Regions from separate parts of the Homo sapiens genome. Here region 1 is linked to region 2. Evidence: read pairs that join two places in POLR2A ChIA-PET (ENCODE). Cell type or tissue: HepG2. All regions are shown on one strand.

Evidence for each region. ChIA-PET counts read pairs that join two places held together with the same protein. Peaks named below come from ENCODE experiments on the same cell type or tissue, not always from the same donor. Only the 100,000 strongest peaks of a DNase experiment are listed, where the experiment ranks them.
Region 1: POLR2A ChIA-PET joins it to region 2 with 30 read pairs; 16 of 35 experiments call an interaction of 5 or more read pairs at or near these places.

The regions. Positions count from the first base shown.
Region 1 is chr5:150,484,021-150,489,020 of GRCh38, forward strand. It overlaps NDST1-AS1 (NDST1 antisense RNA 1), which reads right to left and starts at 1,972. Exons shown (of 3, transcript NR_105061.1): 1 at 1,881-1,972; 2 at 1,209-1,279. RefSeq lists an enhancer at 1,548-2,203 and a silencer at 1,736-2,525. In HepG2, CTCF peaks have their summits at 2,447 and 3,909 (motif pointing right); DNase peaks (open chromatin) are centred at 1,151, 1,741, 2,701 and 3,891; H3K4me3 peaks cover 2,741 bases.
Region 2 is chr5:150,540,885-150,545,884 of GRCh38, forward strand. It overlaps NDST1 (N-deacetylase and N-sulfotransferase 1), which reads left to right. Exons shown (of 15, transcript NM_001543.5): 9 at 686-782; 10 at 1,964-2,087; 11 at 4,428-4,602. LOC124901211 (small nucleolar RNA U13) reads right to left here and starts at 2,805; the gene lies at 2,706-2,805. RefSeq lists an enhancer at 2,103-2,397 and silencers at 2,103-2,397, 4,040-4,159. In HepG2, a CTCF peak has its summit at 4,028 (motif pointing left); DNase peaks (open chromatin) are centred at 237, 1,257, 2,227 and 4,027.

The DNA.
Region 1 (5,000 bases), 57 kb before region 2:
GTGGCTGGGATTACAGGTACGAACCACCACACCCGGCTAATGTTTGTATTTTTAGTAGAGACAGGGTTTCACCATGTTGGCCAGGCTAGTCTTGAACTCCTGACCTTGTGATCCACCACCTTGGCCTCCCAAAGTGCTGGGATTATAGGCATGAGCCACCACTCCCAGCCTTTTTTTTTTTTTCTTTGAGACAGAGTCTTGCTCTGTCACCCAGGATGGAGTGCAGTGGCATGGCTCACTGCAACCTCCACCTCCTTGGTTCAAGTGATTCTCTTGCTTCAGCCTCCTGAGTAGCTGGGATTACAGGCACCTGCCACCATGCCCCGCTAATTTTTTTTTTTTTTTTTTTGTATTTTTAGTAGAGATGGGTTTCACCATGTTAGCCAGGCTGGTCTCCAACTCCTGACCTCAAGTGATCCGCCCGCCTGAACCTCCCAAAGTGTTGGGGTCATAGGCATGAGCCACCACACCCGGCCTTGTATACTTTTTGAGCTTTGTTCCTACAATTGGATACTCTAAATTTTTTTTTTTTTTTTTTTTTTGATACGGAGTCTTGCTCTGTCACCCAGGCTGGGGTGCAGTGGCACGATCTCGGCTCACTGCAACCTCCACCTCCCGGGTTCAAGCGATTTTCTCCTGCCTCAGTCTCCTGAGTAGCTGGGATTACAGACATGCGCCACCACCCCCAGCTAATTTTTGTATTTTCAGTAGAGAGGAGGTTTCACCATGTTGGCCAGGCTGGTCTTGAACTCCTGACCTCGTGATCCGCCCGCCTCAGCCTCCCAAAGTGTTGGGATTACAGGCGTGAGCCACCGCGCCCGGCCCAGTTGGATAATCTTGAGCCTCTAAAGGTCCTTAGGAATCCACCAATCCACTGTTTCCCAGACTCAGGATCTCCAGGGCCGGGTGATCTGCATCCTTACAAGCTCCTTAAGGGATTCACTCATCCAACCCCACCCTGCTCATTTTACAGGCTGGCTCATGGGTGGCAGAAAGCCCTCCACTGGGAGCAGGCCGATCCGAGTGCCAGCCTAGGCTCTCATTAACCTGCCAAATCATCTCATCTCTCTGAGCCTCATTGTTCCCATCTGTTTAACGGGAACAACCACTGTCATCCTGCCTAATTTGCAGAGTCCTTGGGATAGCTAGAATAACAGGGGTTGGGGGGCAGGCTCAGCGGGAGAAGAGATTTGCACAAGGTCATTTACCTCTTCATCTGCTTGTTTTGTGCCAGGAGAGAGGATTCTGCTGGGAACAACTTGTTGGGAAAGATGACATTCTAGTAAACAATGAAACCAGTAAATGAACCACATAATCACGATAAAGGGGTTTTCGAGAGTCAGGGCAAAGGTGTGTGTTGGGGGAGGGAGGGTCTGCCCAGGAGGGGTCATTCTGGCAGAGCACTGGTGGTCGGGGAGCTGTCCCAGGAGGTCCTGGAGAGCTGTCACAAGCCCAGGGGTGGAAGAGCCTGGAGGCCCTCTCGAGCCCAGCCAGAGCGTTCCCAGGGCCCTCGGAGCCGCCGCGGGCGCGGGTCTTTGTCTCCCACATTCTCTCTGCCGCCTCTCCCGACCCCCAGCGCTGTTTCGTCTCTGACCCCGAATAACTTGTTGGTTTCCCCCCGGGCTTTGTTTCCCGGGGGTCACCGCCTCGGGGACGCCGGGCAGCCGCCCCGGCCCTCGTGGGTCCTGCATCTGACACCCCCTCCGGCCCCCGCCCCCTACCCGCTCGGAGATAGGGGTCAAAGGCAGCCCGCGTCACGTGGTCGCCGAGCAGCACCGAATCGGCCGGGAGGGCCGAGGGAGAATCCGGGTGGAAGTCGAGAAATCCAGCCCCGATAGCAGCGCTCGGTCCCGCCCCGGCCCCCGCCCCGGGGCGCTCACCGCACGCCCGCCGGCCGCCCCGGCCTCCGGAGCTCTTCTCTGGCCGGCACCCACGCGGCATCACGGGATCGAACCCCGCTCCCAGCGGCCGCGATTCGGGGAGGTAGGCGCTGGGCCGAGGAGGTAAGGGGAGACGGGCTTGGGGGCTCTCGGCGCACGGGTACGCCCCTCTGGGCTAGGGGGCGAGGCAGCGCGCCCCAACCTTCAGTCTCCAGGGAGACCCCTCCCCGCTGCGGGACGAGGGGGAGGCTGCGAGCTGCCCCGGCGCAGCGCCGGGCCGGGACTGGGGGCTGGGCACCGGGAGGGAGCGGGAGGGGGAGGAGAGCGGGCGGGAGGAGGCGGCGGCGGCGGCGTGGAGCGGGGGTGGGAGCGGCGGGAGGCGGCCGCGAAGGGGTTAACCCTGGCCCGGGCCGGAGCCCGGAGGCGCACGCACGGCCCGGGGGACCCAGGCGTCCCGCTCCTCGCCGGGAGCGCCCCTTCCCCCGAGTGGCGCCCCAGCCGTGGCAGGTAAGAGGCCGAGAGGGCCCGGGCCTGCCAGTCCCCTGTCGCCCAGCCGGTGGGGCCCGAGCCCGGCGTGCAGGCCGCGCGGGGCCCCCAGCGGCCGCCGGCGCAAGTTTGGTGCGGGCGGGCGCCGGGCGGGCGGGTGGAGTCGGCCGGGCCCCGCGCGCGGGGGTGGGAGGACAAAGGGTAGGGGGCCGCGCGGGGCCGGGGGCAGGCTGGGGTGCGGGCGAGGGCAGCGCGGCAGCTGTAGGTCACGGATAATGTCACTCACGAGGAATGCCCCCTCCCCCTCCCCTGCTCCCGAACAGGGGAAACTTTTGTCTAGCGAGGGAGGGGGTTAGAGGCCGGGTCCTGGCTTCGCGAAGGCTGAGGCAGCCGGACCGGTTTTCTGCGGGCTCTGAGCGGCCTGCTGTCTAACTCCCCTCCTCCCTCAGGGTCTCGGGAGCAAGAAGTTCTCCCTTTGCACGCAGCTCTTTAACGCCCTGGGACAGGGGTGAGGAGGGGGCGCCGGTGGGACGGGTGGGCTCTAGGACCGGCCGGGAATCTGGGGACTGGCCACTTGGCTTTTTGCAGATTCGAGCAGCCCGGTGTGCCCTGCGAGGCTAAGGGAATACAGAGCCCCACCCCCTGAACGCCCATTGTTGCCCTCCCCACCCAGGAGAGCTTTCAGAATGGCCTGCGGGCAGTTTTGCCCCCAGGTCTCTTCAGAGCGACCTGGCTGTTTGTCAGTTTCCAGCGGTGTGACCTTGAGTGGGTTCCTTACCTTCCCCTAGCCTCAGTTTCTTCACCTGTAAAATGGGGAGAATGGTATTTGCTAGAATGAGGATGAGAGGAGTGTGTGGTATTTCAGTAAATGGTGTCATGCTTATATTCAACAAGTACATTTCACGTTTACTGTGTGTTAGGGCGCTGGACTAATTCATTGCTTTACATACATTCTCTCATTTAATTCTCCCGCATTACTATTAACCACATTTTACGGAGGGGCAAACTGAGGCGCAGGGTTGTAAAGGTCACACAGATAGAAAGTGGTGGAGCTTGGATTTTACCTCCCTCTCTCAGCCTGTGTCTCAGCCACAGATCTCTAGAGTGTCTTGCTGTGACAGCTCACAGTTTATTTCTCCTTTTTTTTTTTTTTTTTTTTTTACAACTTTGGCCCTGTACAGTTTCATTTTCAATTGAAATTATGGGGACATCTGTCCTCTTCCCCATTTTCCCCACCGGCAGGTAATGCTCTCTTCTGCCTGGTACTTGTTCCAAGTGAGGTCTTGTGCCCTGGCTCTTGTTAGCATGGGCAGCTGGAGCAGGAGGGAGGTCAGTTGGAGACTGGGCCTGGAACTCCGTAATGGTCCAAGTGCTGTTGCTGGCTGCTGTGTCTATGGCAGTGCGGATGGTGCAGGGAGAAGCCTGTCTCCCTGGCTCTGACTGGAGACAGCTGGTGGCTTTGTCAACAGGCCTCTCTCCCTAGCACCCAGGGACAGCCACATCTTTACTTCTCTTTCAGACCAGGTTACTTTCAGATCAGCAGGGGGCAGAGGTAGGGCAAGGGTGTTCTTGTGTAACTTGGCCATGGCAGGGGTTCTCATTGCTAACTAATAGACGGGTCTGGATGCGCAGAGTCCTTGAGGATAGTAATAGTGTCAGGATTGCAGAACCCTAATGGAGAATGCATGTGTGTACAGGTCCCTGAGCCTAGCTAGCTCAGTATTGGGCACCCTGTAGGCCCTCAGTAAATATCCCACAAGTGAATACGTGAAGTGGCTTAGATTTCTGCTGGCTTTCACACCCTGGGTTGGCCCAATCATTTGGTGGGGGTGACATCTTATGAGTACTGATCGGGCTCTGATTGAGGTCCTTGAGTAATTACTTTAAAAATGGAAAACAAATTGCAATTTAATTAACAACATCTTAAATCTAGGGCTGAGAGAGAGTGTGGTGGGTGGGGGTAGATAATGAGAGAAGTTCTTGGGGAAGGAAAGTTTGTGCATTTCAGCCTGCTCCGAGGGGTGTTCCAGCACTGTGTCTGGGTTTTGCAGGGTTTGTAGGCTTTTTGAGGGCCCTGGAAATAGGGGGCCCTCCTGGGCTGATAGTTCAGCTTGTAGGAATAAATGTGGAAATTCCGTTGCTTTGCTGGACATTGAGGGGACTCAGAAAAGCAGGGCATTGAATGGAGGAGTTGGAAGGCTGACTCGTCATATGGTCAGACTGTCCTTGTCATTGTGGTCAGAGCAAGAGGAAAGGCCTCTGGGGGAATCAACAAGTAAAGGGAGGGCCCCAGCAAGCAAGAGAACATGGATAGTGAGCCTCCTGTCGCAAGGAGGTATGCGACGAACAGTTTTGTAATCACAAGTTGAGGATGTGGTCAAGAATTTAAGATCATAGGCTGGGGGTTGGCGTCTGACAAACTCACAAATGGGCTCTGGTCTAGGCAGCCCAGAGCTCTCTCTGCCCTAGGCTTTGGACCTGCTTGGCTGTGCTTTGGCCGCCCTTCCATGCTTTGGGACCAAAGCCAGGCCTGCAAGTCTCTGGAGGCTGGGCCGACTTCTACTGGCCTGGAATTTGGATTTGAGTATGGCTTGAAATATCTGGACTGTTTGGAGGACTTGGACATTCTTTACT
Region 2 (5,000 bases):
AGGCTCTTAGATAATCTCTTGTATCTCTTCTAACTCCAGCAGGCTCTGAGTGGGAAAAGGGATTGATGGGAGGGTTTGGGGGCCAGTTTTTGGGAAAGTCTGCTCCTACGGGCTTTTAAAAAGTGGAAGCAGAAGCTGGAATTGGTGACAGTCTCATAGTTCAGACCAGGAGTCCACAAACCGTGACTCATGGGCCAAAACCAGCCTGAGACCTGTTTTTGTAAAGAACGTTTTATTGGCAGACAGCCACGCTCATTCTTGTATCTACTGTCTATAGCTGCTTTCATGCTATGACGGCAGAGTCGAGTAGTTGCAATGGAAACTTCCATGCCCCAAACCTAAAATATTTACTAAACACTTACCAAAAGATTAATTAAACTTTATAGGAAGCGTTTCTTGACCCCCTGGTTCAGACGCAGCTTGTCCAGTTAAATTCAACAAGTGCTTATGAGTTCCTGTTACGTGCTAAGGGGCATTTTGCGAGCTCTTTGGGGGACATGAAACTGACCAGAAGTGGAGCCTGCCTGTCAGTGGCTCAGTGTCTGGGGGTGGGGATGTGACAAGGACACATGTAGCATGTAGGTATCATGCCCATTGGGCTGTAAGGGCCACATATCCATGTGCAGTGGGAGTCCACTGACTGGGTTCTGGGGCGCCCCACACATCCCTTCCACTGTTGTTTTAGGACCCCTGCGAGGACAAACGTCACAAAGACATCTGGTCCAAGGAGAAGACGTGTGACCGCTTCCCAAAGCTCCTCATCATCGGCCCCCAGAAAACAGGCAGGTCTCTCTGCTCTTGACCGAGCTTCCCCAACTGCCTGCTGTCTCAGCCACAGAATTCTGAGGACTGCCTTGCCCTGGCCCCACTCCCGGATAATTTGCTCCCTCTTTCCCAGGAAGTAGGAATGAAGTTGGGGTGAACACAAATTGCCTGTCAGTATGGAGGGGAAAGAGGTGGAGGAGGGGCCTGGAGTTCTCCTATTTATCCTGAACCATAGCCTCAGGGAGCTCTCCCTGCATTATCCTGGGAGTCTCCAAGTCCAGTCAGAGAAGCCCAGATCAGTTGCTCTGCTAGTTTGAGTAATGCCAAGCAAAACTGGTACAAAGAGGACTGTGATCAATTAGCTATGTCTGCCAGAGGTGCAGTAGGGAGAAGCAGTGACATGATTGCTAAGCATTTGTCATCCATACAACCCTGCAAGGCACAAATGGGCACTCCCATTTTGTAGACAGAAACTCAAGGTTCAGAGAAGTCAAGTGACTTCCCTTAACACATTCAGTTAGGCAATGGCAATTCCAGGCCTGAACTCTGATCTCTGTGACCCTGAAACATATACTCTTAATTGCCAAACTCTATAGCCTCCTTCTCTTCTGGGCTCTCTCATTATAGCATGTAAACCATAGACTTATACCACAGAAAGTGAATGAACTCACTGAGGAGGAGGTAGGGCAGGGTGCATGAGTGAGCAGAGGGTATTGGGAAGAAGAGACATAGGAACAAGATTTCTTAGTTCTTTAAGAATTTCACATTAACAGAACTGCAGGGTGACAAACTCCCTTTTCCCTGAGCTCCTACCAAGTGCCAGAGGACAGAGGCCCAGAGCTGGAAAGGACCAGCTCTTCTGGGATGCTGAGGGGACAGCAGTCAGTTAAACATGGCTACCAGAGTGCAGTGGTGAGGCAGATTCTGAGGCCACGTCCTCGTTTAGTGAAGAGTGCTGTGATAGATTAGCGATGTCCGTAGTAGGTACAGGAGTTGCGGTGTTCACATGCATGCCATATATTTGCCACCCTGGATTTAGTAATTCCTTCATTGCACAGATGAAGAAGCTAAGACCAGAGAAAGGCAGAGACCTTCCCAGGAGCCCCCAGTGGGTCGTGGGGAGCTAGGCCCAGAACCCAGACTCTATCTTTTGGCTGGGGGCTGGGCCCTGGGTCTCAGGTGTCTACCCTCCCCACAGGCACCACTGCCCTCTACCTGTTCCTGGGCATGCACCCTGACCTAAGCAGCAACTACCCCAGCTCTGAGACCTTTGAGGAGATCCAGTTTTTTAATGGCCACAACTATCACAAAGGCATCGACTGGTGAGTTGGCCTTTCTGTCCACAGCGGGACGGGAAGGCCATCCTGGGGCCTCCCAGGAGTCTGCTGTGGCCACAGCAGGAAGCAGCTGGAGCTTGCTCACACACAGCTGTCATTCCTGTAAACAGGGACAAAGTGCAGTGACCCTTGAATCATGGTGTGACAGCGTTGTCATAGACAGGACACTCGATGAGGAGGCCCTTTGCCCCTTTGCTCTACCGCCTGTAGTCAGACGCTGAGGTCGAAGTCCACCCCTCCCTTGCTTGCAGAGAAACATCCTGAGTCTTGGGGAGGAGAAGGGTTTGCCCAGGGTCCCAAGGTCGGAAATCCAAATGTTCTGGCTCTCCTCACTGCGTGTGGCTGACTGTGAAGCAGAGGTGTTCTTGTGGGCCCTTCAGGGACAGGTCGCTGGTCTTTGGGCGTCACTTGGGGAAGTCATTAAGATTGCCACTTCCCACCAGAGCCTGCAGAGGTTACCTTTGTAGAGGTTCCCAGCAGAGGGTCCTAGTAGAGGTTCCCTTAAGGGTGTGGGGGCCAGAGCAGAGATGGTTTTACTCTCCACCTTTTCAGTTGGCATCTTTCTCTATTTGCCTTTTTTCTTTCTTTTTAAAAAATGTTTCATGTCAGGTAGGTAATGTGCTGAGATCATAACAAGGTTCGAGGTGGGTACACCTCACACGTGTGTGAACACCCAATCATCACGTGCATGGACTGCAAAGTTTGCCTTTTTAAACCTTGTCCATGTATTACCATTATTTATTATTTTTATGTCAGTGGGTTCCCTGGGTGGAGAGGTTATGGGCCTTCTGTCTTTCTTTTTTTTTTTTTTGAGATGGAATCTCGCTCTGTCACCCAGGCTGCAGTGCAGTGGCGCGATCTCGGCTTACTGCAACCTCTGCTTCCCGGGTTCAAGTGATTCTCCTGCTTCAGCCTCCCAAGTAGCTGGGACTACAGGTGCCCGCCACCATGCCTGGCTAATTTTTGTATTTTTAGTAGAGACGAGGTTTTGCCATGTTGGTCAGGCTGGTCTTGAACTCCTGACCTCGTGATCTGCCCGCCTCGGCCTCCCAAAGTGCTGGGATTACGGCGTGCGCCACTGCGCCCGGCCCATCTACCTACATTTCTAACATCTCCACAGTCTCTTGTCTAAAATCTAGTGTGGTCAGATGAATTATTGGAAGTCAACATTTTTCAGGTTTTAGAAAGGTAATGTGGTGCGAAACCATATATTTAGTAACATCTTCAGCGACACCTGGGGCAGCACCCTGTTAGCAAATTCATTAATATGTCTGTAGCAAAGTATGTGAATATTTACACTAAGTAAGAGGAATAAGTCAGGTTTTGTTGCCAAATGGCTTTGCTACAAACCTAGGAAACAAAGCCTGTGTTTTCAAAGCTTTCTCAATTGAGATATTGTAAACAAAGGATTGTGGACATGCAAAGAAAATTCAGAAAGATGAGAGAAGACGTAATTCCTTGGCCCAATTCCCAAGAGCTTGATTTTGTAGGTAGGTCTAAAGTGGGGTGCAGGAATCCAGCAGGCCCCCAGAACGCTCTGATGAAGCACATCCTTGGGACCAGCCTGGATCAGCCCCACCTCACAGGATAGGATAGGGACCCTGTACCCTTCATGAGAGTGGACTTTGCTTCCCACAAGCCCCAGAAGTTGGACCCTGAGTTTGCATAGGTAGATTCCCCTGGGAGGGTCTGGAGTGTTCCTTTGGTTTCCAGAGGTTCCTTCATCCAGAGGTGGCCATTGCTCTGGTGGGATATGGGCATTAGTCTGGAAAGCCGTGCTCACCCACAGCAGGCTGGGGAGGGGTTGTGGGTAGCAGGAGGTCCTGGTCCACAGTGACGGCCTAGAAGGTGTTCCCCCAGGTCAGGAAAGAAAGTCCGCCCTCTGGAGGCCCCCTCTGCTCTGTGCCAGCCTCCCTGGGGCAGTCCTGGAGCCACTCTGAGCCCCAGCTCGCCCCCTAGAGGCAGAGAGAGTGACAGCCCTGGCAGTTAAGCCTGGAGCAGCTGAGGGGGCGGGATCCTAGAGTTTAGGATTGAGGGGCATTACCCCCTCCCCATGACCTGCAACTGCCGGCGCACCCACAAGTCTTCAGATCCTCCCAACTCCAGAGTCTTCTGGAAAAGGAACGAATTTGAAACAGGGAGGCTGCCAAGAGGCCATTCCCCTCCAGAATCCCCACTGGAGGCAAGTCCTTGTTTGGTTGGGAGCAAAGCTTCCCACTTGCTCTCTGAGGACATTCTACCCCAGTGCCTCGCCCTTGTGCTGCATTCCCTTAGCCCCCTCCTCATGAGTTTTGTCTGTGAGCCGCCTCTCTGGGCTTCCTGCAGGTACATGGAGTTCTTCCCCATCCCTTCCAACACCACCTCCGACTTCTACTTTGAGAAAAGCGCCAACTACTTTGATTCAGAAGTGGCGCCCCGGCGGGCAGCAGCCCTCTTGCCCAAAGCCAAGGTCCTGACCATCCTCATCAACCCCGCGGACCGGGCCTATTCCTGGTACCAGGTGAGTGGGGCTGGGGTGGAGTCCCTGTGTCGGGAACACAGGGCTCCGTCTGACACTCAGTTACTCACTCACTCAACAGATATTATTAGTAAGCACCTACTGTGTGCCAGCCCTGAGCCAGGCGCCTGGAGCGTGGTGATGGCTGAGAATAGAGTCCTTGGTGGAGGAGACAGGCGGAAATGGAAAGCCAGCCACCAGTTGACTGTCCACCTGCCTAGTGTCATGCGGGGTCCTGCCTCTACTTCTGACACTGACAAGAGGTGGAGGCTGGTTACGCCTAGAGGAAGCTTAGATTTGGTGAACAGCAATGCAGGATCATACTGACTATAGCTTCCTCGCTGGACACGGGTGGGAGTGGGAGCTCATGGAAGGACAAGACACAAGACTGCCATTCACAG